Regions from separate parts of the Homo sapiens genome. Here all the other regions are linked to region 4. The links are chromatin loops, found by intact Hi-C in ENCODE. Cell type or tissue: heart left ventricle. All regions are shown on one strand. Links, peaks and the distances in the headings refer to the core of each region. The heading gives the core; the rest is flanking DNA. Region 1 overlaps PRKAR1B (protein kinase cAMP-dependent type I regulatory subunit beta). Region 2 overlaps PRKAR1B (protein kinase cAMP-dependent type I regulatory subunit beta). Region 3 overlaps DNAAF5 (dynein axonemal assembly factor 5). Region 4 holds the start of LOC105375118 (a long non-coding RNA gene). Region 5 overlaps PDGFA (platelet derived growth factor subunit A). Region 6 overlaps PRKAR1B (protein kinase cAMP-dependent type I regulatory subunit beta).

Region 1 (4,909 bases), core at 638-4,637, 330 kb before region 4:
TCTAAAGAAACAGGCTGATGGCTCAGGAAACCGGTTCCAGAGGGAGTGGGCAGGGGAGGGATTGTCTCTGGACCTTTCACGTGATGTCTCCCCTGTGCAGCATCCAGATAGTTTGCTTTTTCCAGTTTACTAGAAGCTGAGCTTCATAGCTTTGCCTCTGCTCAGCTGTGGTTTGGCGAGCAAAGCCAAATTCCTTCCAAGTTTACAGGGCGTCTGGCACACCCCTGACTTTGAGGCTGCCTGCTCTTCTTCTCTCTGCTTCCCCGCTTAGGAAGAGTGCGGCAGAGAATCCTTTGCAGATGCATCCACCTGCAGGGTTTGCACACCTGCTGGCCTAATGACCCCTCCGTACAAGTTCAGGTTCAAGACAGATATCCCCATCATCACAGGCTGTGTGACTTTGCTCTTGTCGATCCGTAACAGTGTGGGAGATACATAAGGTTGTGCGAGAGATACGTAAGCTTGGAGAAGGGTAGAAATTATGTTTAAGACCTTTGATTTAAAGGAAGATAGTGCAACGTGGTTGTGAGGGAGGCTGCAACTCCCCCAGACCGCCTGCCTGTCCTTCTAGGATGGTGGTATTGCTAGTTGGCCTTGATCGAAGGGTTTCCCTGGGCCTTTGCACAGGATCTGTGAGAGGCATAGTGTCAACCTCACAGCCTCAGTTTCCTTCCCTGTCCTTGTCCAAGGCCCCACAACTCCTCAGGAGCAGAGCTAGGGTTTGAGCTCGAGTTCTTGGGCACCTAAGCCTGTGCTCCCTCCCCTGTAAGGACACATCACCTGCACCTGCCGCTACCCTGCCTGCATGGTGAAGGAAGATTGAGAATGGGTGATTTAGGCATTGCCAGTGAGCGGGGTCCATACTGTCCTGTAGTGAACTGCAGCTGCAGGGAGACAGCTCAGGGGTGAGACAGGACCAGGAGTTCCCATCACACAGGTGTTGGGCTGGAGTGGTCTTATTCCCAGGCACGCCTATGCACACAGTCATGCACACACAATCTCACTCAGATACCACAGAATTTAAGGTGTGTTTAAAACATCTTTTGGAAGGAGAGAGTTGTGGATGTCATTTATAAGTAATAACATTCTCTGAGCCTCAGTTTCCTCAGGTGTCAAATGAAGATAATAAAACCTACTTTGAGGTTGTTGTGAGAATATAAAGCAAGAATATCTATGTGTGTACTGTTATCACCACCATCATTATCATCACCATCATAGTCATCACCATTACCATCATCACCATCCCCACCATCACCATCATCACTGTCATCATCACCATCATTATCATCACCATCACCACCACCATCCTCATCACCACCATTGCCATCATCATCGTTATCACCACCATCATCATCACCATCCCCACCATCACCATCATCACTGTCATCATCACCATCATTATCATCATCACCATCACCACCACCATCCTCATCACCACCATTGCCATCATCATCTTTATCATCACCATCATCATCATCACCGCCATCATCATCACTGTTGTGGTCATTGTCATCACCATCTTTCTGTGGCCCTTTGGCTGTGTGGCAGTGGAGTCCATGAAGGTACTTCTTCTGGATGGTGCCTTGCCCCTTGGAGGCTGGCCCGGCTATCCAGACAGACCCCGCAGTCAGGCCCCACTCAGTACTTGGTCTGAGAAAGAGGCTGGGGTAGCCTTGAGTCATTCTCTGCTCCACCCTGGGCCTGAGTTGGTGAATAGGCCGCTCCGGGCCTCCCAGCACCCACAGTCAGCAGGAAGATCCCTAGGAGGCCACCTTGTCCCCACCTCACTGTACTGAACAGAGCTCTGAGACCCAGTGAGAGGGGGCCTTGGCCTGTTGCACTGACCCACACAGCAATTGTCCAGCTGGGGCTGGAGTGGGGTGTCCTTATCCCCTGGGACGGCACCTGCACAGCCCCTCTGCAGAGTTGAGTAGCTCCCAGGGCAGGCCCCAGGGTGGTGGTAGGTGCAGCCTTCTCACCTTGTGTCAGCTATTGGAGCGAAGCAGATTCCGCATCCTACCTGGGGTGCCCGGGGCAGTTACGCCTCGGCCAGGGACCTCAGCAGCCTCAGGAAGCAGCCCCGCGTGCTCCGGAGCTCTCTGATGTGCCAGGACCATGAAGGCTGTCCCTGGAGCGTGTGTCCCAGGGAAGCAGCCCCGCATGTTCCGGAGCTCTCTGATGTGCCAGGACCATGAAGGCTGTCCCTGGAGCGTGTGTCCCAGGCCTTGGGGAGTGAGGTGGAGGCCCTTGGGTTCTATCCCGGTCCCTTCCCGGCTTTCCCTGATTAGGGCGCCTGTAGGGGGAGCATCGCTGAGCTCCTGGGAGCCGAGAAACGTGATAATTGGGTGGCACCGTGCGTGTTTGTGTTGTGCGTTGGGCCTCCGGCGGGGACCTCATTACTGGAGCTGCCAGACGGGCACAGGCGAGGGCACCTCACCCTTGAGGCGGCCTTCCTGGCAGTGGCTCCAGCTCTCTGCTGCTTTAATTAAAACAGGCCTCTGGCTTGAGCAGCACCGCTGGCCTGCGCAGCTGTCTGTTATCTGTCGCTGTTTCTCTTCCTCCCACCCGCGTATCTCTGCAGTCTGTTTTTCCACAAACTGGCTCGGATCCTCAGGTGATGGGAAAAACAAGCCCTTCTGCCGAATTCACGGGCAGCTGAAGGGAGCTGTCTCCTGGCTTCTCTGAGCCTTCACGGCCCCCTCTCCCCATTCTGGCTTGGGCTTTGGGACTTTCTGCTTCCCTTTCGGGCAACATTAAAAAAACAAAATTAGCATTTTGGAAAATGCAGGGCCTCATCCGAGGAGATGCTTAATGGCTTGAACATGCAAAGAATTTGATTTCCATTTGCAGAAAGCCCAGCTGGATCTCAGCAGAGGAGACCTTGAGGTTAGCAAATCAGGGGCCACGTGAGCCCGGGAGGCTTTAGAAGCTGAATTCAACGGAGGCTGAAGCCTGGGGTTTGAAGCTTGCATCAGATGATGTATGCAATGGCCAGTCCCTGGGCCATGGGCCTCGGGCATGTTGTCTTTCTAGAGCTCCCCCGTGGCCCCCGAGGCTGCCGTTTGGCAGGGGAGGCAGAGAGAGGTTAAGCAGGCTGCGTCGGGCCACCCAGCTTGGAGTAGAAGCTGGGACTTTGACCTGGCTGGGATGTGGCTGCTTGGGGCTGACTTGCCCACCGTGAATGCACACACAGCTCATTAACCTGCCGGGAAAAGACAACAACCTTTTTAAGAGAACAGTCATTTTCCACACGCCTAGCGTTTTCCAGCTAATAACAAGTCTCGTGGCCTGCGCCTGGAGCTGCGGGGCAGTTGCAGCTCTCCGTGGAGCCTGTTTCAAAGGGTCTCCAGGGCTGGCGCTATCTAATACCACAGTGACAACAAGCCCTCTTGCTTTGTCTGATTTGTGAGTGGAGAGAAGAACCTCAGGTCTTTCTTACCACTTCCCCCAGGTGATCGTGGCCTGCGTGGATCTTGCCTGTGGTCCTGGCTGTTTGGTGCCCTGAGATTTTTGTTTTTGTTTTTTTGAGACACAGTCTTGCTCCGTTGCTCAGGCTGGAGTGTAGTGGCACGATCTTGGCTCACTGCAGCCTCGACTTCCTGGGCTCAAGTGATCCTCCTGCCTCAGCCTCCCGACTAGCTGGGGCCACAGGCGTGCACCACCACACCCAGCTATTTTTTTTTTTTAGTTTTTGTAGAGACAGAGTCTCGCTGTGTTGCCCAGGCTGGACTTGAGCCTCCTGGGCTCAAGCGATCCTCTGGCCTCAGCCTCCCATAGTGTTGGGATTGCAGGCATGAGCCACCACACCCAGCAGCTGCTGTAACATTTTGAAACTTGTGGAATTTGGTGGTGTGTGGTCTCCGGTACCACATCTTCTGACCCCTAGCCAGTTCACGTTTTGTTGTCACTGACAAGCCCCTGCAGACCTGGGGGCTGAGATGCTGCACGTGGCCTCTGCCTCCAGCACCCAGTATGTGGATGGGGACCCGAGGCCCAGAGAAGGTGCAGGAAGGCCCACTGCCCCGGGCAGGGAATGGGGCTGTCCTTCAGATGGAGGGTGCCAGGGCAGAGGCTGTGTTCATGCAGGCCTGAGGCTAAGCCCTGGTGCAGCACTGGCCACTGTGCTGTGTCGGGGACCACATAGCGACCAGAAGGAGGGATGCACCAGCTTTCACATTCCGACGGACGCCATGGGTCCTGGCATGGCTCCATTCTTGAGCCCTGGTCACTAAAAATAGCCCCGTCGCCTGCCAGCGGGTGTGAGGAATTCACCAGCTGGCTGGGGATGGGGGTCTGTGGAGAGAGGCCAGGCGAAGGGAAGGTTGCGTGGGGAGGGCCCTCCATGGAGGGGAATGTAACCGTCGAGCTGGTCCTGGCCCTATGGGGCTCCTTGTAATACAAAGCATCTTGTCAGCAATTTGGTGACCCTGTTCCCACTTGTCGGGGGGGACCCTGAGGCTCAGAGACAGCGGGGGGCTTGCCCAGGTCACACGGTTTCCGTGGGAAAGATCAGCCCTCCTGAGACCAGGCCCTGCACGCCCACCTGTCTGCTCCCTGCAGAATGAGGAAGCCACTCCGATTCGGGAGGCAGTTGTAACTCACGCTCCCTGAGTTCTGCTTGGGGTCAGGTGTGTGGCTGAGAGCTGTGAGTGTGCTGTCTCGCTGTCCTGATGGCAGCCCTGAGGGCACGTGGTAACACTGTCCCCAAGTTCCAGGTGAGGATCTGACACACGGAGAGCTGTGGCCACCTGCTTCGGGCCACCGCTGCTGCCCAGACCACCACATGCACCCTGGTTTGACCACGGTCTGTGTAGGGCCAGGACCCTGGGACACAGCCGTCCCCTCCCCTCCTGACCGAGAGCCTTTTCTTTTCTAGTAGGGACCAGTATTTTAAAAGTGAATGGGCCGG
Region 2 (4,515 bases), core at 516-4,515, 310 kb before region 4:
TGGAGGAGGCATCCCTGCCAGATTTCTCTTCCGGATTTCTAAATCAGGGATCTGCAGTGAATCACGGGGCCCTTTGCCCTCACTCGTCCACACTGCGCCTTATTTATAGAGGCTGAAGAGACGGCTCATTGCGGAGAAGAGGCTTGTCTTGGGTCACCTTTTCAGGGTCTCACATCTCCCCATCGTGAGACGGGGTGGCCTGGGCGGCCTCTGAGCAGGCCCAGGACTCAGCTCTGCAGCACACGGGACCCTTTGGCCGACGGCACTGCCCGGTCCAGCCTCTTTGGGGCCCGCTTCCCTGGAAGGCTATGGGAGGTGTCTGGGGGAAGGGTCTGGCCCTGGTGCCTGCCCTCTGGGAGGGAGAGCTGGGGTTTGCCCTTTGCTGGGCTGTGGTCCAGCCACCCAGGCCCTGGTGGGTTGAAAGTCTCCCTGTCCGGAGGCCTGGGGGTGGACGCTCAGCTGCTGAGGCTGAGAACGGCCCTGCATTGCTTCCTTCCAGTTGTGGGCACTCGCATGGCCAGACTGGTGCCCCCTCAGTGCTGGGAGGGCTCCCTGGCAGCGGGGAGTGGAGGGTGGGCCCTCGGAGGGATGCTGGACCCCGGGATGGCGTCCGAGTGGGGCTTCCCTCCTGATGCAAGAGCCTGCAGGCAGAGAGGGCTTCCCGTGGAGACCCCCCTCAGCCTCTGCACACCCAAGGAGGAGCAAAACCCCGTTCCGAATGTGCGCGCCTCAGTTTCCCCACCTCATTGTGTACCTCCAGCTCCTCACAGTGTGGGGTGGAGCAGGAGCCGGGAGTGAGTGATTCCAGCAGGATTTTAAGAGCATCACGGACATTTCAACGATGCCTTGAACAGGGGAGTCATTCTATAATATGAGGGTTCATCCTGACGCAGGTTGAACATCCCGCCTGTCGGTGCCCTGTGCTGCCTGCCTGTGTAGGTGAGGGCACAGGAGGGGGTGCATGTGGCCCGTGACTTAGCACCTCTGTTTGTCTGCAAGATGAAGACTTAGGGCTTAGTGTAGTGGGCCGTGTAGCAGCCGCCCCTAGCTTCGTAGCACTGGGCAGCCGGCATTTCATCATGCTCACGGGTTTGTGGGTGGGAATTCGAATGGCACAGTGTGGATGGCTTGTCCCTGCCCCGCGATGTCTGGGACCTCAGCTGGAAAGGCTGGTGTGACTTGGGGCGACGGGAGTGGCTGGGGGTTGGATAATATGGAGGTGCCACTGGGCACCCTGAACCCTGTGCATCTGTGTAAGGCCTCACGGGGGCTTGAGCTCCCTCACAACATGGCCGCCTCAGCTGACAGACCTCCTGCCTGGCAGCTCTGGGCTTTAATAGCTGGTATTCCAGGAAGCTGCGACTTTTTTTTTTTTCAAGATGGAGTCTCGCTCTGTCGCCCAGGCTGGAGTGCAGTGGCGCAATCTTGGCTCACTGCAACCTCCACCTCCCCAGTTCAAGTGATTCTCCTGCCTCAGCCTCCCGAGTAGCTGGGATTACAGGCCTGCGCCACCATGCCCAGCTAATTTTGTATTTTTATTAGAGACTGGGTTTCTTCATGTTGGTCAGACTGGTCTCGAACTCCCAACCTCTGGTGATCTGCCTGCCTCGGCCTCCCAAAGTGCTGGGATTACAGGCATGAGCCACTGTGCCTGTCCAAAGCTATGACTTTTTATGAGTGAGCTGCGAAGGATCGTCCAGTTGTTCTCACGCTTTCCTCCCTGAAGGACGCAGGGTCCAGGTCTTATTCCTTTAGGGATTCCCCGTGCCTCGCGCTGCCTAAGCTCATGGTTTTAAAGTGTGTCCTGGGAGGTGGAAGGTGTGAGTAAATCTTGCGGTATTTCTCATCCAAAATTGTAAATGTAAATTGTCATGCCAATGCAGTTTGAAGATGGCATGAAAGAGTGACTGAATATAGTATCAGGAAGTTTAAAATTAAAGACTGTTGTCTTTCTCTTTTGCAATGGCAGAGTCTGATTATTTTCAAGGTAATTATAGCATTCATACCAACGGCCAATGTGCTCAGCACTTGATGGAATACCGGCTATGTGCCAGGCTCTGCCGTACACAGAATTCCAGGTACTACTCCACATCCCAGTGAAGTGCGGGGTTAGCACCATCCATCCTTTACAGAAGGGGAAACTGAGGCTCAGAGTGGCAAAATCACTGCTCAAGACAAGGTGGCGGGACGGGGATTTGAACCCAGGACAGATGACTGCGACCCACGGTCTCACTGCCCCCTCCACGCCCTGCTGTGGTGAACCGAGTGTGCTGCCTGATAAACCAGCTAGTTTTTAGGAAATGGGGTTGACTGGGGTCTTGCGGCAGGGGGCAGAGTTTGTTTCTTTCTTTTTTTTTTTTTTTTTGAGACGGAGTCTCGCTCTGTCGCCCAGGCTGGAGTGCAGTGGCGGGATCTCGGCTCACTGGCTCACTGCAAGCTCCGCCTCCCGGGTTCACGCCATTCTCCTGCCTCAGCCTCCCAAGTAGCTGGGACTACAGGCGCCCGCCACTACGCCCGGCTAATTTTTTGTATTTTTAGTAGAGACGGGGTTTCACCGTTTTAGCCGGGATGGTCTCGATCTCCTGACCTCGTGATCCGCCCGCCTCGGCCCCCCAAAGTGCTGGGATTACAGGCGTGAGCCACCGCGCCCGGCCGAGTTTGTTTCTTAAACAGCTTTACAGAGGTAGAATTCATATATGATAAAATTCACCCACTGTAAGTAGCCTATTCAGTGACTTTGAACGAATTTACAGAATTATGCCACCATCATCATGATCCAATTTTAGAGCGTTTCCATCATCCCAGAAAGTTCCCTTGTGCCTGTTTATGGTTAATCCTCACTTCCACCCCCGTCCACCATGAATCTGCCTGCATTTTCTGGACATTTGAAATAAACGGAGTCGGGTGGGTGCGGTGGCTCATGCCTGTCATCCTAACATTTTGGGAGGCTGAGGTGGGTGGATCGCTTGAGCTCAGGAGTTCAAGACCAGCCTAGCCAACATAGCAAGACCCGATCTCTACAAAAAATAGCTGGGTGTGGTGGTGCGTGCCTGGAGTCCCAGCCACTTGGGGAGGAGGGAGGAGGGCGGATCCCTTGAACCCGGGAGGTTGAGGCTGCAGTGAGCTGGATTGTGCCACTGTGCCCTAATCTGGGTGACAGAGTGAGACCCTGTCTCAAAAAAAGTGACAAAAGTAAATACATACATAAATAAATGGAGTCATTCAATATGTGACTCTAAAAATAAATAAAAAATAGTGATAATAAAAGTAAATAAATACATAAATAAATGGAGTCATTCAATACGTGACTAAAAATAACACAGTGATAATAAGTAAATAAACACATAAATAGAGTCGTTCAATACGTGGTCTTTTGTGTCTGGCTTCTTTCACTCAGGGTGTTTTTTGAGGTTCATCCATATTTTAGCACATTTATGTACTTTCTTGACAATATCCCATTGTATGGATCTACTGTAATTTGATCACCGCCCGCTCCCTGCCATGGACCTGTGGGTTGTTGTCAGTTTGGAGCTATTATGAACAATACGGCGTCATCTGGGTTGTTTTCAGTTTGGAGCTATTATGAACAATACGGCACCATTTGGGTTGTTTTCGCTTTGGAGCTATTATGAACAATACGGCGTCATCTGGGTTGTTTGCTGTTCGGAGCTATTATGAACAATGCGGCATCATTTGTGTTGTTTTCTGTTTGGAGCTATTATGAACAATACGGCGTGAACAGCCTTATGCGTGTCTGTGTGAACGTACGTTTTCACTTCTCTGGAGTAGATTCCTAGGAGTGGAATTGCTGGGTCTTTTCCCGGCCTTTAAAGAATTCTCTTTTCCGGCCGGGCGCGGTGGCTCACGCCTGTAATCCCAGAACTTTGGGAGGCCGAGGCGGGCGGATCATGAGGTCGGGAGATGGAGACCATCCTGGCCAACACGGTGAAACGCCGTCTCTACTAAAAATACAAAAAATTAGCCGGGCGTGGTGGCGGGCACCTGTAGTCCCAGCTACTCGGAAGGCAGAGGCAGGAGAATGGCGTGAACCCGGGAGGCGGAGCTTGCAGGGAGCCAGATGGCACCACTGCACTCCAGCCTGGGCGACAGAGTGAGACTCAAAACAAAAAAAAAAGAATTGTCTCTTTTCCAAAGTGGCTGCACCATTTTGCATTTCCACCAGCAACGTATGAGGGTTCTCATTTCTCCACATCCTTGCTGGCATTTGGTATTGTCTGTCTTTTATTGTAGTCATTCTAGTGGATGCAAAGTGGTATTTCATTTGTGTCTGTGTGTGTGTGTGTGTGTGTGTGTGTGTGTGTGTGTGTGTGTTTGAGACAGAGTTTTGCTCTTGTTGCCCAGGCTGGAGTGCAATGGTGGGATCTCTGCTCACTGCAACCTCCACCTTCTGGGTTCAGGTGATTCCCCTGCCTCAGCCTCTCGAGTAGCTGGGATTACAGGCAGCTGCCACCACACCCGGCTAATTTTTGTATTTTTAGTAGAGATGGGGTTTCA
Region 3 (4,909 bases), core at 316-4,315, 440 kb before region 4:
GGGTGCGAGGCTGCCCTTAGCGCCGGGTCTTCGGTGTTCTGAGGTAGCAGTCCCCAACCTTTTTGGCACCAGGGGCTGGTTTCATGGAAGACAATTTTCCATGGACCAGGGGGTGAGATGGTTTCAGGATGAGTCACGTGCGTTACGTTTATTGTACACGTTATTTCTATGACTACATTGTAACATATAATGAGATAATTCTACAACTCATCATCCTGTAGAATCAGTGGGGGCCTGAGCTTGTTTTCCTGCAACTAGACGGTCCCATGTGGGGACGATGGGAGACAGTGACGGATCATCAGGCATTAGTTTCATAAGGAGCGTCAGCTTGGATCCCTCGCGTGCACAGTTCACAATAGGATTTGTGCTCCTATGAGAATCTAATGCCGTTGCCGATCTGACAGGAGGCAGAGCTCAGGTGGTAATGCAAAAGATGGGGAGCAGCCGTAAACACAGATGAAGTTTCGCTTGCCCACCTCTCACCTCCTGCTGTGCAGTCTGGTTCCTAACAGGACCCGGACAGGTACTGGCCCATGGCCTGGGTGGCGGGGGCCCTGTCCTGAGGGGTTTGTGTGCAGGCTGCCCTGAGTGAGGGGCTCTCTGAATTCATGACTCTGTTCAGTGCTGCTGCTTTTCGGGGGCTTCAAGCCAACCACCCCATTCCCCTCCCCAGTGCTTGCTCTCACCTGGGGTTGGTCTGGGGTTTGGGCTCCAGGAGGCGGCGACACTGAGGCTGTGCCCCTGGTCCTGCTGCAGGGTGGCCCGGCCCCGTCTCCCCACAGGCAGCTCCAGCCGCCCCACCCTGAGGTCCCCCTTCCCGGCCGCGTGGAAGCTGAGCCTTGTCACCCCCACCCAGTGCTGGTTTGGAGACCTCTGCCTTGCTTCTTGCTGTGCCGTTTAATTTGTGGTATTTCATCTGTCATTGCTGTTTGTTCTCATAGTACCAACTTGAACAGAAGTCAAAGATGAGCATTTTCTATTTTCTTTTTTTTTTGAGATGGAGTCTGGCTCTGTCACCCAGGCTGGAGTGCAATGGTGCGATCTTGGCTCACTGCAACCTCCACCTCCTGAGTTGAAGCGATTCTCTTGCCTCAGCCTCCTGAGTAGCTGGAACTACAGGCGCGCACCACCATGTCCAGCTAATTTTTTTATTTTTAGTAGAGACAGGGTCACCATTTTGGCCAGGATGGTTTCTATCTCTTGACTTTGTGATCCACCTGCCTCAGCCTCCCAAAGTGCTGGGATTACAGGCGTGAGCCACCGTGCCCGGCCACGTTTTCTGCTTTTTTTCTATAAAACAAGCCACCATCAAACTTAAATACAGTCGTCCCTTGGTATCTGTGGGGTTTGGTTCCAGGAATCCTCCTCCTCTAGGATACCAAAATCCTCAAATGCTCAAGTCTCTGATAAAAAAAGGCATAGTATTTGCACATGACCCACACACATCTTCCGGCACACCTTAAACTGTCTCTAGATTACGTTTAACGCTAAATGTAACATCCACACGACGCTTCCTTCACGTGGGTTCAACGTTGTTTTAAGGCAGAACGCAACGTCCACACGACGCTTCCTTCACGAGGGTCCAATGTTGTTTTAAGGCCGAATGCAATGTGTACATGATGCTTTCTTCATGCGGGTTCAACGTTGTACTTGGTGCCCAACAAATTCAAGCTTTGCTTTTTGGAACTGTGGAATTCTGCCCCCCAATACATACATATTTATATATGCAAATGTAAGTACAAATTTGTATTTGTATGTATAAATGCACAAACATGTATATATGTAGCCATACACACACACACACACACACACACACACCCCTACTTTTAAAGACAAGGTTTTGGTCTGTTGCCCAGGCTGGGCTCAAGCGATCCTCCTGCCTCAGCTTCCTGAGTAGCTGGGACTACAGGTGTGTGCCACCAGCCCTGGCTAATTTTTAAATTTTTTGTTGAGATCGGGGTATGGCTATGTTGCCCAGGCTGGTCTCAAATTCCTGGGCTCAAGCAACCCTCCTGCCTAAAGTGCTGGAATTAAAGGTGTGAACCACCACACCCAGCCCGAGATAGTTTTGATCTGAGTTTGGGTGACTCCATGGATGCAAACGGAACCCAGGGACACGGAGGGCTGACTGCATATACACAGGCTGTGAACAACAGAAATGTCCTACCAGGATAAATCCTGATGAGTTTCTCTGGATCCGTCATGCCGCCCGAGGTTTTTAAGAACGTGTTGATAATACGGCATGAGATCAGTCGCGTCATCTTCGAATCCTCCTCCAGGGTGGTCAGGACCTGGGGCATCAGTGTTTCCTGCACGTCCCGTATCTGCAATCAGCAAACACATACGACGTGACTCACATCTGTCCTGGGGTGGGGTGGGGGTGCTCACCATCCGTGCACTCCTGCCTGGAAGGACTTAGGGGGCTTGAAAGCTTTACCTAAAAAGTAGGCTTGAATCTTCATTGTAAAATTTAGATTTTGAGCAATTTTTAACTTGCTTACTTGATTTTTAGAAAATACGCACACTGTTCACAACTCCTAGGTGAGGCACTAACCCTAAACCAGGGTAATGGCTCGCCTGGGCCCCAAGGACGTGGGGCTTTCGGCTGGAGCACCGACCGCACCACCCCGCGTGCACCAGGAGGTGGCGCTGATGCTGCACGGGCGCCCAGGGCAGCGCCTTCCCGCCGGGCGGCGACCAGGACGCGGGCGGGCATCAGTGTCTGTTTTCTGACACCTGGTACCAGCCGGAGGTGTTCATAGAAACGATGCGGAAAGCCCAGGCCCGTCCTCTGGCCTGGATCCTGGGATTCGACTCCTGGTCTTGCAGCCAGCATTGGGCCGGAAACCGAGAAACCGCACGCTCATGAGCGGCTGCAAAACCCGCAGCACGACCGGGCTGGCTGGGCCCGCGGCCTGGCTCCCGCTCTCCCGCCTGCTGTCTGAACCGCAGCCCGGCCGCCGGCTCCTGCCCTTCCGCCGCCAGTGTGGGGAGAGCCTCTTGGGGTACGGGCCCCAGGTGGAGGTGCAGCTGCTGCCTGCCCAAGTTCCTGCTGCGGGAGCTCTGCCGGGCGCCAGGAAGCCTGCGCAGTCCCCGGCCGGTGTCCACCGAGCACGCAGGGAGCCCCGTACCTGCTCTGCCGACAGGACCTCGCTGCTGGTGAGCGCCCAGAGGCAGGACACGGCAGCCGTGCGGATGGCCGCGGCTGTCCTCCCCGCATGCCACTGCAGATTGGGGGCCAGGATGTCCTTTGTCACCGTCTCGAGGTAGCTGGGAAACTGCCTGGAACCGGAACGGAGAGGGTGGATGAGGAGACCGGACAGGTGCTCGGAAGAAACGTTTCAGACTAGGGATGAATGGGGCTGAGGGGGGAGCCAAACAGGAAAACGAACTCGACCCCAAAACACGAGGCCCCTCCTCCTCTCAGGAGCTGCTTCTCAGTGCGAATTGGGAGGTTCCTCCAGGCCCAACCCTACCGGGGAGACAGGGGTGCCTGTGCCCCTGGCCTCTCCTGCGGCCCGCGTAGGTCCTGTTCTCCAGAGGCGAGCCAGAGGCCCTGGGCCGAGGGTGCACTTTCAGCCCCTCGCCGCTCCTAGCTTCAAAAGGAGGCCTGAGTGACGCCTGGGCTAGGGCAGGTGCGGTGGTGTCGGCAGCACCCAGTGAGCCCCTTTCCCATCTGCATCCCTCCCCCAGAAAAAGGCCAAGTCTCTCCAGCCACAGAACCCTCTGTCCAGCAAGGACAGTCGCTGCGGCTTCACAGAGGCGGGATGGGAGGGCCACAGGCGCGGTCCGGGGACCCAAGGGCCACAGCTCAGAGAGACGGGCAGTTCCCACCCTGTCGGCGACTTCGTCCTGATGGTGACCAGTCAGGTCAAAGTGCCACCAAGACAAACTCAAAGCAAAATGACACACTCATTAGTGACATCCCAACACCACGGTATGTTTCAAAGGTGGCTCTGGTCTCCAAGACCAGCTCCACAGCCCGCAGCCCTCCAGCGTCCGTGAAGCCTGCACAGCGTCCCTTCCTCTTCTGGAGGCGCCACCGGCTTGCTCCTGGCAGGGGCCATGTTGGGACCAGCCAGGTAGATGAGCAGATGTGGAAAGTGACGTTGGTGTGGTGTGATTTACACGCATTCCGCGAGGTTTCTGGCGTGGGTTCGTTTTTAAGCAGAGCTGCCATTTTCGGCACCGTGACTTGCAAGAGGGCTCTCTGGAATGAACGAACCCAGCGCCTGCTCCATGGTCACCACATGAAATGGCCTGGAAGTCCTGGCCTTCAGGGTGTGGGGTCCAAGTGTGGGCCAGGCGTGCCACACGGGCGCCACCTAGGAGTGCTTAGGTTTTTTTAAATTTTTTTTTTTTTTTTTTTAATTTTGGGGTGAAGGATACTCAGCCTGTGTCTGACAGAAGCTCCATCAGAACTTCTGGGCATTGATCAGAACCACCATCGAACCACTGAATGAGGCACGTTCCTTTTTTTTGAGACAAAGTCTCGCTCTTGCTGCCCAGGCTGGAGTGAAATGGCGCAATCTCCGCTCACTGCAACCTCTGCCTCCCAGGTTCAAGTGATTCTCCTGCCTCAGCCTCCTGAGTAGCTGGGATCACAGGCACTTGCCACCATGCACTGGGGCCGGGTACAGCCAGGCCTGCAGGACCCCAAGACACTATAGTCCACGGGCAGCAGGGCTGGGCACAGCCAGACCCACAGGACCCGAAGACGCTGCAGAGCCGGGGAACGAGGGGCCCAGCGGCTGGTGCTCCGGGTTCCCTGCCCGAGCACATTCCTATTCACAGAGGGACTCGAGGTCCACTGTGGGGCTTGACTTCCAGAAACGGTGCAGCCTCAAAGCCAGGAGCCTCTTGCCCTGAACTCGCAGCCACTTCTCTGGAGCTTCTGTCAGACGCAGGC
Region 4 (4,909 bases), core at 265-4,264:
CTGTGTGCTTATGTGTATGTGCATGGGTTTTGCATGTGTGTTTTTGCTTACATGTGGGTGCATGTGTGCCTATGTGTGTGCATGTTTCTGTGTGCATGTGGGTGTGTGGGTGTGTGTGTATGCGTTTGTGCCTGCATGTGTGTTTCTGTGTGCATGTGGGTGGACGTGTGCATGTGTGCACGTTTGTATGTGTTTGTGTGTGTGTTTCTGTGTGCATGTATGCACATTTGTGTATATGTGTGTGCTTGTGTGTGCATGTGTGTGCATGTATGAGCTTTTGTGTGTATGTTTGTGTGTGCACGTGGGTACATGTGTGCATGCGTGCACATTTGTGTGTGTGCATGTGGGTGCATGTGTGCTTGTGTGCACGTATGTATGTGTGTGTTTGTGTGCAGGTGGGTACATGTGTGCATATGTGCGTGTTTGTGTGTGTGTGTATGCGTCTGTGCCTGCATGTGTGTTTCTGTGTGCATGTGGGTGGACGTGTGCATGTGTGCACGTTTGTATGTGTTTGCGTGTGCGTGTGTGTTTCTTTGTGCATGTATGCACATTTGTGTATATGTGTGTGTGCTTGTGTGTGCATGTTTGTGTGTGCATGTATGAGCTTTTGTATGTGTTTGTGTGTGTATGTGGATGCACGTGTGTGTGTGCACTTTTGTGTGTGTGTCTCTGCATGCATGTGGGTGCACGTGTGCATGTGTGCACGTTTGTGTGTGCACGTGTGTTTCTGTGTGCATGTGGGTACATGTGTACATGTGTGCATGTGTGCACATTTGTGTGTGTGTTTCTGCGTGCATGTGGGTGGATGTGTGCATGTGTGCACGTTTGTGTGTGTGCGTGTTTCTGCATGCATGTAGGTGCATGTGTGCACGTTTGTGTGTGTGTGTTTCTGCATGCATGTGGGTGCATGTGTGCGCGTTTGTGTGTGTGTGTTTCTGCGTGCATGTGGGTGCATGTGTGCATGTGTGCATGTGTGCGCGTGTGTGCGTGTGTTTCTGCTTGCATGTGGGTGCATGTGTGCGCGTTTGTTTGTGCGTGTTTCTGCGTGCATGTGGATGCATGTGTGCATGTGTGTGCGTTTGTGCGTGTGTTTCTGCGTGCATGTGGGTGCATGTGTGCATGTGTGCACGTTTGTGTGTTTCTGCGTGCATGTGGGTGCATGTGTGCATGTGTGCATGTGTGCACGTTTGTGTGTGTGTTTCTGCGTGCATGTGGGTGCATGTGTGCATGTGTGCGCGTTTGTGTGTGCGTTTCTGCATGCATGTGGATGCATGTGTGCATGTGTGCGCGTTTGTTTGTGCGTGTGTTTCTGCGTGCATGTGGGTGCATGTGTGCATGTGTGCGCGTTTGTGTGTGTGTGTTTCTGCGTGCATGTGTGCATGTGTGCGCGTTTGTGTGTGTGTGTGTTTCTGCGTGCATGTGCGTGCCTGTGTCTGAACTGGCTTGGGGGGGTGGGGCGGGACAAGGACATTCCTGGACCCGGCGCTTGACAAGCTGCCAGGCCGTCCCCATTGTCATGTCAACCAAATATTTTCAGCCTCCACGCCCAGAAGCCTCCGGAGCTCGCTTCTCCTCGCCGCTCACACACCGCGGGCCAGACTTCCAAACCGCTAGGCAGATTTTGAGTCCCTTTTTTTAGCTGCTGAATGAAAAAAAATAAGCAAACACAAATCTGCTGATCCCGGGCCGCCCCCTTTTCTGGAGAATTTAATTTCCGAGCTTTGATCTGATACCAGGGCCCAGAGGACTTGTTATTTCTAAATAATGAGCTGAATGTCTGTGCTCCCAGCCTGAACTTTTCTGGTTTGGGGAAAAATATGACTTTCCATAGACGCTCTTTGATGCGGCCAGTGGCGCTGCCGGCTCCGGGATGAAAGGCCTTTCAGAGGGCAGGCGGCGCTGGGCGGGGCGGCCGGGCCGTGGTGCCCTCAGGACAATGCCCTCCGCAGGGTCCCCCCCCGCCGGCCCCTCCCTGGGCAAGGGCGGAGCTCGTTCAGCAGGAACCCCGGTGCTGGGACCTGAGCCCAGGGCCACCTGCATCGCGGCCCAACCTGTCTGGGGCCTCGTCCTCTCTCGGTGAGCGCGGGGGTCAGAGGGCGCCCGAGGCAGGGACTGTCAATCCTGGGCGGGTGGGAGGAGGGGGCTCCAGGGCCGCCTCCCCGGCGGGCCCCGCGCTCCACGGAAGGGGCTCTTCCTACCAACGTCATGCCTCAAACCAGGGCTGGGGGGCCCCGCTCCCAAGCTGGGGGACACCGGAGCAAACGGAACGGCGCAGGGCGGGCGCGGGCGGCAGCGCTGTCTGAGGTGCGGGCGGCACCTGCGCTTCCCCGGGAGGTTAGAGAAAGGCGCCCCCTGCTGGCGGCTGCGCCCTCGGGGGACCTGCAGGGCCCGAGGCCACGTGGAGACGAAGGAGCCCTCTCCTGGGGTGGGGGCACGGGACTGGGTTCAGCGCCTCCAAGCCTCTCCCCAGGCCCTCCACTGGGTGTTCTTGTTGGAGTCCGCAGCCTGCACAGTTCCAGCCCTGGCGGTCTGAGGCTAGGCGAGGGTGTGTGGACCAGGGAGACCCCGGCGCCCGGTGGGAGGGCCCAGCCCGCCCACCCCTGCCCTGGCACCTGCCGGCAGAGCCCCCAGCCCGCTCACCCCTGCCCCTGGGGCTGTCAGCATCCACGGGACGGCCACACCACACCAGGAAATGATCATTCCAGGTCAGGGCTGGGTGATTGCGGCGCCCTCTCCCCTTACCCCAGCGGTGGGCAACTTCGCACTTCGGATAGCATTTCCCCTGGGAAGAGGCCAAGCGTGCTTCGACAGGCGGCATCACAAAAGGTCAAGAGGCAAACACCCTCGGTCCGCCGCCTCGATAATTAGCTCCTCAGCCAGCCTGCAGAAAAGCCATCGGGCCTGGACAAGCTCCCAGGCACAGCACCTCACCACCCGCCCTCTGTCCTGCCCAGTGTACACACAGGAGCTCCTGGCACCCCGGAGGGCAGCCCCCAACCCTGAAACACACAGCGGCAGCGGCCTGACCTCCCCGGCACTCTCTACGTCATGTGTCTCAGATGGGGACCTGTGAGTCCCGGAACCTGACTCACGGGTTTGTGTCCACTCCTGGGCCAGGTGGGATTAAGAAATACTTTTAAAAAATAAATAGTTTCATTAACCAATAGTTCAGTCACAGGCAGGTTTGGAAATCGCAAGGAACCCAGTGGGGAAAAAGTAATGAAATCCAAATAAAGGTCTAGTTTAGTTAATGCTGGTGTGCCAGTATTGCATCCTTAATGTGACGAGTGCCCTGTCCTCGGGTAGGATGCCAGGAATGGAGGAAGCCAGGTGCAGGGTAGACCTAACTGTCTGTGCTATCTCCACAAGTTTGCTGTAAATCTAAACATAAAATCCGGTGGATCACTTGAGGTCAAGAGTTCAAGACCAGCCTGGCCAAGATGGTGAAACCCCGTCTCTACTAAAAATACAAAAAAAATTAGTTGGGCATGGTGGCAGGCACCTGTAATCCCAGCTACTCGGGAGGCTGAGGCAGGAGAATTGCTTGAACCTAGGAGGTGGAGGTTGCAGTGAGCCTAGATTGAGCCATTGCACTCCAGCCTGGGTGACAAGAGTGAAATTTCGTCTCAAAAAAAAAAAAAAATCTAAACATAAAATCTAAAATAAAAGTTTCATTAAAAACAGTTGAGAGAGGATATAATATAGGATCTTGTGGGTCACTCTAAGGTTGGATCCTGTGGGTCACTCTAAGGGTTTTGGGCTTTGCTGTCAGTGTCAGCACAATGATTTTACTTTTGCAGGTGGTGTGTCTCTCGGGACCAAGTGGATGTTGAGATACCAGCCGGACAGCTATTATACCAATGCAGAAAGAAGGAAATGGTGGCTTGGGTACTAGTGCCGGGGGACGGGGGAGAGGACATGGTTGCTTGGGCCAAAGGATGGTGCTGAAGTGGGGAGAAGGGGTCTGATTCCAGGTATGTTTTGAAGGTGAAGCCAACAAGAGTTGCTGACAGATTCAGCGTGGGGATGAGAGGAAAGGAGAGTCTGGGCTGAGCCCAGGGTCTCGCCTAACTAGCTAGAGGGATGAGGCCACGCTGACCCAGTGGGGAGTGGGGAAGGGCAGTGCAGGGAGGACAATGGGGAGTTTGTTCTGAGCATGTCCTGGCTGAGATGCCTGCTGGACTTCAAGCTCAAGAAACCTCTTGGATTTAAATCTAGAGTTGAGAGGAGAGGTTGTCCTTCAGGGGTCCATATGAAAGCTTCAGGTGCTTCCGAGGGATCCTCTGGCATGACAGGTCTGAGCCCGTCTTTCCCTCTCCGGCACTGCAGGGCTCCCGCAGTTCTGCTTAGATTCCTAGCAGCCTCTGCTCAGCCCCTCTGCGCTCACCCTGTGCTGCTTGCAAACAGACACCCTGGACTGTTGGGATCCTTTCCTCTCCCCGGGATCTTGTCTCTCCAAGCCCTGGCTGTGTGAGCAGTCCTGCACTCTGATTCTCGTCTTCCTGCTGGCACGACAGTGTTGAAAGCTCCTCTGAGCTTCTCGGATTCTCAGCAGACCTCCCTGCTCAGCTTCTCAGCATCTCTGCTCATGCCAGTTATGAGTTTGCGGTTGCCCCAAAGGGTGCAGAAGTTCGGGTCACCTCAACGCGTTTCCCTCCCCCACAATGTCTTGGGCCTTCAGGTCCTGGCTGCCTTGGTAACTCTCTGACACATTGAGACACATGTGGTCATTTGTTTTCTCCAACCTGGTTGATGGAAGCCAAAAGTGGACTCCTTTTTATTTTTTTGTTTTTTGACAGGGTCTTTCTCTTTTGCCCAGGCTGGAGTGCAGTGATGCGGTCACAGCTCACTGCAGCCTCAACGTCCTGGGCTGAAGCCATCCTGCCGCCTCAGCCTCTTGAGTATCTGG
Region 5 (4,909 bases), core at 612-4,611, 170 kb before region 4:
CTTACACGAGCTTGAGGTCTGGGCATTGCTTCCATTCTTAATGGATATGGGGGCAGTGCTGAAGGAGGCAGGATCTTCTTTTTTTTTCTTTGTTATAAAGACAGGGTCTTGCTTTGTTGGCCAGGCTGGTGTCAAATTCCTGGGATCACAGGTATGAACCTCCTCCACGCCCGACTTGAGGGATTTTTTTTTTTTTTTTGAGACAGAGTCTCACTCTGTTGCCCAGGCTGGAGTGCAGTGGCCCGATATCAGCTCACTGCAACCTCCACCTCCCGGGTTCAGGCAATTCTTCTGCCTTAGCCTCTCGAGTAGCTGGGATTACAGACACTCACCACCACGCCTGGCTATTTTTTGTATTTTTTTAGTAGAGATGAGGTTTCGCCATATTGGTCAGGCTGGTCTTGAACTCCTGACCTCAGGTGATCTGCCCGCCTCGACCTCCCAAAGTGCTGGGATTACAGGCGTGAGCCACCGCACCCAGCTGGGGTCCTCATGACCCAAGTCAGCATCTGGATTGAGTGACATTCCAAGTCTCTGTCGAGAGACACCCAGGTGGGGCTGTGGGGCGGTGGGGCCAGGGCTCTGGACTCTAGGCTTTCTTTCCGTGAAAGAGGTGAGAAGGAGTGCAGGCTAGGGATGGAGATTCAACGCTGTGTGACTCTGGGCAAGGGGCTTCCCTTGTCTGTGCTGTGTGTTCTCATCTCTAGAATGGACCACGATGGTGTCCTCACAGGGTAGCTGTGAGGGTTACAGTGACGGGCACGTGCGGTCCAGTCAGGTGTCTTTCATGGCTAATACTCTGTCTTGGAGCCTTGAAAGGGTCAGGCCGTAACCTGGAGTTGGGGTGGGGTCCCCCGCAGGGAGTGGCTGTCCCAAGCCCTCCTCAGGGGGTCTCTGCAGCTTCTGGGCTTTGTAGCAGTAGGGACTCGGCATCCCAGGTCTAGAGGGGTGACGGCATCCCTGGGTTGTAGTCTTGGGTGAGTTCGCGCCGGGAGTGTTGAGGTGGGGCGGCTTACGACGCAGATGAACTCAGCCGTGGGGAATCGGAATGTCTGGTGTGATAAGGTGCAGCCCACATCTCTGGGACGGAAAAAGGGGAGGGACATGGGGACCCCCCCCATCACTTGGGCTTCGGCTTGGGGCCTGGGGGCCGGGGTACCCCCCGTGGGGGTCCTGAGGACATTGTAGTCTGTTCTTTGGACTTGGCCTTCTTTTATGGAGGAGGTTTTTGTGAGAATCCAATATTCATTTTGTGTTCTTGGGAGAAAAATGTAGCTATTTCCTGGCCAGACAGAGGTGGCGGAACGGCCCGGAATCCTGGCATACTCAGAAACAGGTGCAATCATCGCTGTTTGTTTTTGTTTGATAAAAACGGGCTTGTCTGAGGAGGCAGTGGGTTCCCAGACGAGCGGCCGTGCCATGTGCCTTTCGCACGGTGCCCAGAGGGGTGGCATTTCTGTTGTGTCCTGGGAGCCCACGCGCCCGCGGTGGCCGGCCATCTCGAGTGGTTGAGAGCGAGCCTGCCCCTCGCCTGGGCGTCTGGTGTCTGGCCAGACGGGCCTGCGGTCTCTGCCGAGCCAGGCCCTGGTATCTGCCCTGCCGAGGGAACTAGGTGAGGCTGCTTGTTGACCAAAGAGGCTGTGCCATCCGGAGGGTCAGGGCCGGGAGCAGAACAGGGCGCCCTGCCCGAGCCCATCCCCACGAACCCAGATTTCAGAGCCCACCTGCCCCATGCCTCACTTGGCCACCCCTGCAGAGGCTGGGGGTGGGTGGGAGCAGCAGAGTATGGGTGCTTCGAGCCTGGGAGATGGCAGGGTGTGAGGCTGGTGCTGTTCCTCCTGCTGGGACCTGTGTCCAGGGCCTCCAGGGGAGGGGAGGAAGGAACTCGGTCCCTGCTGAGGCAGGAGGGGGCTGGGCCTGGTTTTGCGCACTGGGATCCCTAGTTACTTACTACCTGGGCAGTTCTTGACTCAGGGAGGGCTGAGGACATGCTTGCAGGGCTGGGGGTGGCTGAGGTCCCAGGTGGCCCTGCTGCTCCTCTTGGGGCTTTGCTGCAGTTCATCCTCGGGCCGGGCCTCTCCGACCCCAGGCCCTCAACAGGAGGGTGGCTCTAGACCCACTCTCTGCCTGTGGTGGGTGGGTGGTGGTACTGTGCTGAGCTTGGGGACCAGGGGGTGGGTTGGTTTTGGGGCTCTGGATTAGAATCCACGCCAGTGGCAGCCCACTCTTGAAGGCTGGCTTTGTCCTCGTTTCTGGGGCCTTCTGCATGTGCAGCCTCATTTATTCCTCAACTCCTGGGTGGGTGTGATTGGTCTCCGTTTTACAGATGGGAGGTGGAAGTGTGTGCACGGCCTGCGGAGGCCTCTCTCTGGAGGATTCTGTCCTGGGGAAAGGGGCAGATTGCCGCGGGAGTGTGGAGGCTGATCTGAGGCCTCCCGAGTGGAACGGAGCCCCATGTAGGAAGCGGCAGTGTCCTGGCCGCTTTCTCTCACGCTTTGTGACGTAGCGAAACCTCCCAGGCCAGGTCCTGTTTCTGAGCTGGCTCCTGACCCCAGGCGCCCCACGCCCTGCAACTGTTGAGCTCATACTTGGCTGTCTGCTCACGCCCCAGGCAGCCCAGACCACTTCACACGCCTGCAGGCACCCTTTGCACTGTGGGTTAACCATTAACTCAGCCTCGGACAAGCCTGGTCCCCAGCGCCTTAGGGACCGGCTTACCTTCGGAGCCTGCCTGGTCCCAGGGTGCAGAGCTGACCTTCTCCCTGGGGGCCCTGCTGATGCCCAGTCTCCAGAGTCTGGAGTCCCCCCTTCCCCCCAAGAAGGTTGGGAAACATTCCCCTCCTCCCTCCTTCACCCTCCTGACTGCCTGGGAGGCAGGGCCACTGGGCTGGGGGCATCTGGCCTTGGGCTGAGGTCTCCTCATTCACCCAGCAGCGTGCATTCCCCCACGCCCCTGTGCTCAGGGGGTGACCCGGCCTCCGTTTCCTTTCTAGCCTCAGTTTCCCCATGAACCGTGAGGGGTGAAGTGGGTGATCCATAGTGGCTGTTCTTGCATTTAGACCCTGCATGCGGCAGGGCTGGTTCCGTGGGCACAGATGGAGCGCCTGCTGGGTGCTCAGCTCCCCAGGGCCTGGGAGGGCAGGAAGGTGGTGGCTATTCCCTGGTGTGTGCTCCAGGGGGCAGGTGGGACAGCCTAGCAATTAGGGACAGGCTTAGTTAGAGCTTGCCTGCGCCTCAGTTTGTTCTGTAAATGGAGGTGCCAGTCTTGCCTCCTTGTAGCATGGTTGGGAGGATGAAATGAGTGCTGGGGTTTGGGCTGGGAGAGCCAATACTCTACTCATGCAGTCCCTGGCTGTGTATTAGGGGTCTGTTGATGCCAGGCGTGTGCGTGCTTGCACTCTGTGTGTGTAGTAAGATTCCCACGATGGGGCCCCTGTGTACATTACACATGCATGACTGGTGGGGGGTGGAGTTGCCTCCCCATGACAGGGTATGTGTGTGCATTATACAGGTGTGTGTGTGGGGTGGAGTTGTGTTCCCGTGACAGGGCCTATATGTGCATTATGTGTGTGTGTGTGTGTGTGTGTGTGTGTGTGTGTGTGTGTGATTTCTTGCCTCTCTTGTTGAATGCCTGAAGCTCCCCTCTCTGGCCTGGACTGGGCCATTGTCTGCCTGCAGCTCCCCGGGGAAGGGGCTGTGGAGGCAGGACCCCCATGTTGTGGTTTTGTGCCTGGAGAATTGAGGGCAGGCGTGGCTCGCAGACAGGCAAAGTCCAGTCCGAAGAGGGGAACCCAGCTGAGGTCTGGTTCGCTTTTGAGCTGCCTGTGCCTGATAGCCACGGCCTGCTGGCCTGTGCTCCTCCTGGATCATCTTGTGTAGCCTCGGTGATGGCCCAGGATCCCTGGCCCTGGTTTCCGAGGTCAGGCCTCTCCGAGCCCAAGGAGAGCCTCGGACCTGGGGGAGCCATGAGGGGACCCTGGGTATGGGTCTGCTGGCCCTGCTGCCTGGGGCCGGCGGGGAGGTGGGGCCCTCATCAGGCCAGCAGCTGGGATTATCATCTGGACGCTCAAGTCCACAGCAACCTTGGGCTAGGATACAGCCACGAACCCCCCATTCCTAGGCCATGGCTTTAAATTTTTTTTTAATATTAATAGAGACAGGGTCTTGGTGTATTGCCCAGGCTGGAGTGCAGTGGTGTGATACCAGCTCACTGCAGCCTCAAACTCCTGGGCTCAAGCGATCCTCCTACCTCAGCCTCCCAAGTAGGCTGGGACTACAGGTGCCACCATGGCTTGCTAATTTTTAAATTGTTTTTAGAGGCAGGGTCTTACTATGTTGCCCAGGCTGGTCTTGAACCCCTGGAGTTAAGTGATCCTCCCGCCTTGGCCTTCCAAAGTGCTGGGATTACAGGCGTGAGCCACCATGCTCAGCCTGGCTTTTAAAATGTATTTAAAAACAACGTGATCATTTGAAAACATTTCCCAGCTGCACATCCACACACAAGCAAACACTTTCCCTGGCCACCTGCACCCCAGAACTCCCAAACTTCCACACCTTAGCAGTGTGCATCCTTCAGCCCCCCCAGGCACACGTGAACCTTTGGGTTTATTTTAAACAAAAATAGGATGAGTCTGCTAAATACCATGCTCCAACACCAGGCGCGGCGGCTCTCACTTGAAGTTCCAGCACTTTGGGAGGCTGAGGCAGGAGGATCACTTGAGTCCAGGAGTTCAACATCAACCTCGGCAACATAGCGAGATCTCATCTCTTCCACACAAAAAAAATATTTAAAATTAGCTGGGCATGGTGGCCTGTGCTTACAGGTGGGAGGCTGAGGTGGAAGGATCACTTGAGCCCAAGAGCTTGAGGCTGCAGAGGCTATGATTGGCCTAGGTGACAGGGTGAGACC
Region 6 (4,909 bases), core at 447-4,446, 300 kb before region 4:
TTTGCTTCACCCACATTAATGAAGATTTTCTCTGATTTTGTCTTCTTTTATAGTTTCAGCTCTTACATTTAGGACTGTCATCCATTTTGAGTTACTTTCTGTGTGAGGAGTGAGTAAGTGTCCAAGTTCATTGTTCTTAGTGGGTATCCAGTTGTCCCAGCACGATTTGTTGAAAGCACTCTTTCTTTCCCCATTGACTTGCCTTGGCACCCTGGTTGGAAATCAGTTGACCACAAATGTAAGGGTGGATTTCTGGCCTCTCAGTACAAATCCGTTTTACTAATACCACCACCGTCTTGATTACAGTGGTTTTGTAGTAGGTTTTCAGATCAGGTAGTCAAAGTCCCCCTACTCCGTTCCTTTTCAAAACTGTCTCGGCTATTTCCAAGTGCCCTTACATTTCTGTATGAATTTCATTTTTTAAAATTTTTATTTATCTTTTTGAGACAGAGTCTCGCTCTGTCACCCAGGCTGGAGTACAGTGGCGCGATTTTGGCTCAACACAACCTTCACCTCCCAGGCTCAAGCGATTCTCCTACCTCAGTCTCCCGAGTAGCTGGGATTACAGGTGCCCACCACCACATCTGGATAATTTTTGTATTTGTAATAGAGACGGGGGTTTCACCATGTTGGCCAGGATGGTCTCGAACTCCTGACCTCAAGTGATCCGCCCGCTTCAGCCTCCCAAAGTGCTGGGACTACAGGCGTGAGCCCCCGCGCCCGGCCGCATGTGAATTTTAGGGTCAGCTTAGCAGTTGTAAGAGTGTGTGTTGAATTGATAGATCAGTTTGGTGTCATCTTGTCAATATTGAATCTTCTCAATAAAGATTGTATTTAGATCTTTAACTTCTCAGCAGTATTTCGAAGTCCTGCCCGTCTTCTCGTAAATGTTTCCCCTGCATTTCATTCCTTTCAATGTCATTACGAGGAAGACAATGTTCTTAGCAGGGCTGGCTGGCATTGAGGAAGGGTCGCCAGTAGGCAAGAATGTCTGAGCCTGGCGAGGAGAGAGCCCTGTGCCCCGTGATGTGTCTAGGAGAGACCCTCGGGGAGAGGCAGGTGGCTGAGTGCACAGAGGAGTTGCTGAGCCGACTTCACCTGTCCCGAGGCCCCCGGGGGACGATCTGTCAGCCCCAGTGAAGGGAGCTGGGGGAGCTCTCCAGACTGGTTTTTAATTATGTGAGGTGTGTTCACCACCAACTTCAGTAGGATGCCTCCGGGACCTGTTTAGGGGAAAAGCAATTCCACAGCTAAACATTCGTTGCCCTGTTTATCCGGGCATGGGGCTGAAATTCAAATTAAAATGTGCCAAGTCGAGGAGCTCACAGGGGTTTCTAAAGATATTTTAGGCTTTCAGTCCCAGGCTCATTCCAAGGTGTTTATTAAGTGCCTGCTGGGTGCCCACGCGGGCCTGGGCCAGGCACACAGACAACGCTGGTGCTTGCCAGCTAGGTGGGCACAGGGTCCTGCCCCGCGTCTTCTCCGCCGGCGGGGCAGGATGAGAACACGGGGCACCATAGGAAGAGGACACACTCCTCTATGTCATGCACTTCAGAGGCTGCAGAAGACAATCTGGGCGTCCACACGGAGCTGCCCCCCATGCAGGGTTCTCATTGTCCAACACAAGCTCTGTGCTGCCTGTTTTAGCCCCCATCTTCCCTGTTATTTATTTATTTATTTATTTTTTTAGATGGAGTCTCTCTCTTGTCCCCCAGGCTGGAGTGCAGTGGTGCGATCTCGGCTCACTGCAACCTCCACCTCAGGTTCAAGCGATTCTGCTGCCTCAGCCTCCTCAGTAGCTGGGATTACAGGCACCTGCCACCACACCCGGCTAATTTTTTGTATTTTTAGTAGAGACGGAGTTTCACTATGTTGGCCAGGCTGGTCTCGATCTCCTGACCTCAGGTGATCCACCCACCTCGGCCTCCCAAAGTGCTGGGATCACAGGCGTGAGCCACCGCACCCGGCCCATTATTTGCTCTTGATTCTTTTAAAGGTGCACTGAAGATTTACAAATATCAGGAAATGAACATTTTATTTTTTCCTTAGGTTTAAAGACTGTATAAAGCATTTTAATAAACATGATTTGTTTGTTTGTTTTTTTGAGACAGAGTCTTACTCCTTCACCCAGGCTGGAGTGCAGTGGCGCAATCTCGGCTCATTGCAATCTCCACCTCCCTGGTTCAAGCGATTCTCCCGCCTCAGCCTCCCAAGTAGCTGGGATTACAGGTGCGCCACCATGCCCAGCTAATTTTTGTATTTTTAGTTAGAGACGGGATTTCACCATGTAGGCTAGACCTCTGCCTCCGAAGCTCAAGCGATCCTCCCACCTCAGCCTCCCGAGGAGCCGGGACTACAGGTGTGCACCACCACGCCCGGCTAATTTTTGTATGTTTTTGTAGAGATGGGGTTTCGCGGTGTGGCCCAGGCTGGTCTCAAAGTCCTGAGCTCAAACCGTCCACCCGCCTTAGCCTCCCAAAGTGCTGGGATTAGGTGTGAACCACCACACCTCACCTCCTTCAAGGTTTCTGACTGGTCCTGGAGCTTGGCCTGTCCCGGCACTCCCCACCCCCCACCTTCAGCACCTGGCCCCTTCCCTCACGGCCGTTCTTTCCCACTCGCCGTGGTTTGCGGGGTCACAGTTGTTGAGGAAGTTGCAGACACCTGGGAGCTGCTCTTGATAGCAGGGAGTTTGGCGTGTGATACCCATTCCTCACCCAGGAGGGAGGGGCGTGCAGGTGCAGAGACAGAGAGATGGACCCGACCCGTCAGGTCCCGCCGGCCCCCTCCCCAGCAGGCTTCTACAGCACAGCCTCTGTGAGGGTGGAAATGCTTCTGTCTGAGCTGCTGTCCTCACAGTGGCCACGGGCTGGGGAGGTGCTGGCCACCTGGGGTCACTGTGTTCCAGCAGTTGAGAGAGGCAGAGCATTGGCTGTCAGAAAGGACCATTCTGGGTGGGGCAGGAGGGGCCCCAGGACCAGCCCTCATTGGCAGGGCTGGCAGGAAACCCCCCACCCCTGGTGAAGGAGCCCCAGCATCCGGTGGGCACAGTGGGCACAGTCCGGTGGAGGACGTGAGGGCGCGGCCGGTGGAGGACGTGTGGGCGCGGCCGGTGGAGGACGTGAGGGCGCGGCCGGTGGAGGACGTGTGGGCGCGGCCGGTGGAGGACGTGTGGGCGCGGCCGGTGGAGGACGTGTGGGCGCGGCCGGTGGAGGACGTGAGGGCGCGGCCGGTGGAGGACGTGAGGGCGCGGCCGGTGGAGGACGTGAGGGCGCGGCCGGTGGAGGACGTGTGGGCGCGGCCGGTGGAGGACGTGAGGGCGCGGCCGGTGGAGGACGTGTGGGCGCGGCCGGTGGAGGACGTGAGGGCGCGGCCGGTGGAGGACGTGTGGGCGCGGCCGGTGGAGGACGTGAGGGCGCGGCCGGTGGAGGACGTGAGGGCGCGGCCGGTGGAGGACGTGTGGGCGCGGCCGGTGGAGGACGTGTGGGCGCGGCCGGTGGAGGACGTGAGGGCGCGGCCGGTGGAGGACGTGAGGGCGCGGCCGGTGGAGGACGTGAGGGCGCGGCCGGTGGAGGATGTGTGGGCGCGGTGCTGGTACTTTTACAATGCTTCGTGAACCTGCTGTCCGTAGCTCTGTTTCACAGATGGGGAAACTGAGGCCTGGCGATTAAGTGGCCTGCTGAAATCATCCAGCTAGTAAGTGTCGGAGCTGTGATTTGGACCAACTCCTGCCTCCAAAGCTCATTCACCTCCTTACCTTTGCACTGAGCTCCAGAAAACCTGAGGCTTCCCCGTCTCCCTCGCTGTGCCTTCTCTCCCCTGCTCAAAGACCGTCCTGCAGCCATCATGGAGGGAGAAGCCCTTTTTCCTAAGCTGTTCACAGGATAGTCTGGGAGGGCCTGGGAGGCAGCGGAGGAGTCCCGAGCCTTCCGGGCTCCAGGCCTGGGTTCCAGTGCCCTGGGGAGAGGCCTAGGGCTGCCAAGGGGCCCTCGGGTCCCAGCTGTGCGTCTGCCAGGAGAGGACTGTGGAGTCAGTGTTGGGGACGCTCCCTGAGCCCCAGGGGGGTGCAGGCAGGTTGCCGTCCACTCCGATCCTTCTGAGGCTCTGTGGCCCAGGCCTGCTGCTCTGACCCCTGTTTTCAGAGCAGCGATGCCACAGTCTGCCTGGGCGCGAACATGACATCTGGCCCAGATCCGGAACATTCAGGGCCAGTCTGGTCCTGAGATGTGGAAGCTGCCAGGGGAGGGCTGGGCCTTGGGGCCCACAGGGACCCCTGCTCAGCTGGTTTCCAGCCTGTGGAATGTGGGTCCCAGGGTGTCAGATCTTGATTTTTCCAGAGAAGCTGGAAGTCCGGTTTTTTGGTGAAATCTCCTAATTTTATTTATTGTTTTAAATTTTACCTTGAAAATAGTTCACACAGAAACGTTGCAAGGAGAGTATCATGAAGCCCTGTGTACCCTTTGCCACTCAGCATTTTGGGACGTATTTGTGCTGCATTTGCTTCATCAGTTCTGTGTTCTACATTCGCATACTGTTATTTTTACTCTTTTTATTATTTGGATCATTTGAGAGTAAGTTGCAGGCTGGGTGCGGTGGCTCACACCTGTGATCCCAGCACTTTGGGAGGCTGAGGTGGGCGGATCGCTTGAGGTCAGGAGTTCGAAACCAGCCTGGCCAACGTGGTGAAACCCCGACTCTACTAAAAACACAAAAATTAGCCAGACATGGTGGCGGGTGCCTGTAATCCCAGCTACTCGGGAGGCTGAGGCAGGGGAATCACTGGAACCCTGAAGGCAGGGGTTGCAGTGAGCCAAGATCGCTCCATTGCACTCTAGCCTGGGTGAAAGAGCGAGACTCCACCTTAAAAAAAAAAAAAACAGTAAGTTGCAGACACCAGGACCCCACGCCT

The links. A loop is a pair of places that touch in the nucleus more often than their neighbours do. Peaks named below come from ENCODE experiments on the same cell type or tissue, not always from the same donor. Only the 100,000 strongest peaks of a DNase experiment are listed, where the experiment ranks them.
Region 1: a loop joins it to region 4, with 2.7 times the contacts of the local background. A loop is called at or near these places in 3 of 110 quality-filtered maps.
Region 2: it touches region 4 in a loop (4-fold over the local background); 66 of 110 quality-filtered maps call a loop at or near these places.
Region 3: a loop joins it to region 4, with 8 times the contacts of the local background. A loop is called at or near these places in 103 of 110 quality-filtered maps.
Region 5: it touches region 4 in a loop (2.9-fold over the local background); 66 of 110 quality-filtered maps call a loop at or near these places.
Region 6: it touches region 4 in a loop (7-fold over the local background); 67 of 110 quality-filtered maps call a loop at or near these places.

Annotation. Positions count from the first base shown.
Region 1 is chr7:663,531-668,439 of GRCh38, reverse strand. All of the region lies in intron 4 of PRKAR1B (protein kinase cAMP-dependent type I regulatory subunit beta), which reads left to right. Among named protein-coding and RNA genes, the nearest start is that of DNAAF5, 61 kb to the left of the region's middle. In heart left ventricle, for the core only: CTCF peaks have their summits at 2,295 and 4,109; DNase peaks (open chromatin) are centred at 2,464 and 4,197; H3K4me3 peaks cover 673 bases; H3K27ac peaks cover 3,237 bases.
Region 2 is chr7:640,583-645,097 of GRCh38, reverse strand. All of the region lies in intron 4 of PRKAR1B (protein kinase cAMP-dependent type I regulatory subunit beta), which reads left to right. Among named protein-coding and RNA genes, the nearest start is that of PRKAR1B-AS1, 40 kb to the right of the region's middle. In heart left ventricle, for the core only: no CTCF peak of the experiment used is centred there; no DNase peak of the experiment used is centred there; H3K27ac peaks cover 353 bases.
Region 3 is chr7:772,421-777,329 of GRCh38, reverse strand. DNAAF5 (dynein axonemal assembly factor 5) reads right to left here. Exons shown (of 13, transcript NM_017802.4): 10 at 3,132-3,282; 11 at 2,168-2,324. Among named protein-coding and RNA genes, the nearest start is that of PRKAR1B, 48 kb to the right of the region's middle. In heart left ventricle, for the core only: a CTCF peak has its summit at 2,636 (motif pointing right); a DNase peak (open chromatin) is centred at 2,646.
Region 4 is chr7:330,255-335,163 of GRCh38, reverse strand. LOC105375118 (a long non-coding RNA gene) reads left to right here and starts at 1,899. Exons shown (of 3, transcript XR_926965.4): 1 at 1,899-2,076; 2 at 2,955-3,117; 3 at 3,801-4,909. RefSeq lists enhancers at 658-1,317, 1,318-1,979 and a silencer at 2,239-2,428. In heart left ventricle, for the core only: CTCF peaks have their summits at 2,157 and 2,361 (motif pointing left); DNase peaks (open chromatin) are centred at 1,523 and 2,343; H3K4me3 peaks cover 855 bases; H3K27ac peaks cover 713 bases.
Region 5 is chr7:501,466-506,374 of GRCh38, reverse strand. All of the region lies in intron 4 of PDGFA (platelet derived growth factor subunit A), which reads left to right. Among named protein-coding and RNA genes, the nearest start is that of PDGFA, 16 kb to the left of the region's middle. RefSeq lists an enhancer at 1,900-2,677. In heart left ventricle, for the core only: no CTCF peak of the experiment used is centred there; DNase peaks (open chromatin) are centred at 1,494 and 2,554; H3K27ac peaks cover 586 bases.
Region 6 is chr7:634,612-639,520 of GRCh38, reverse strand. The region is part of intron 4 of PRKAR1B (protein kinase cAMP-dependent type I regulatory subunit beta); the gene reads left to right. Among named protein-coding and RNA genes, the nearest start is that of PRKAR1B-AS1, 34 kb to the right of the region's middle. In heart left ventricle, for the core only: a CTCF peak has its summit at 2,879 (motif pointing right); a DNase peak (open chromatin) is centred at 2,872.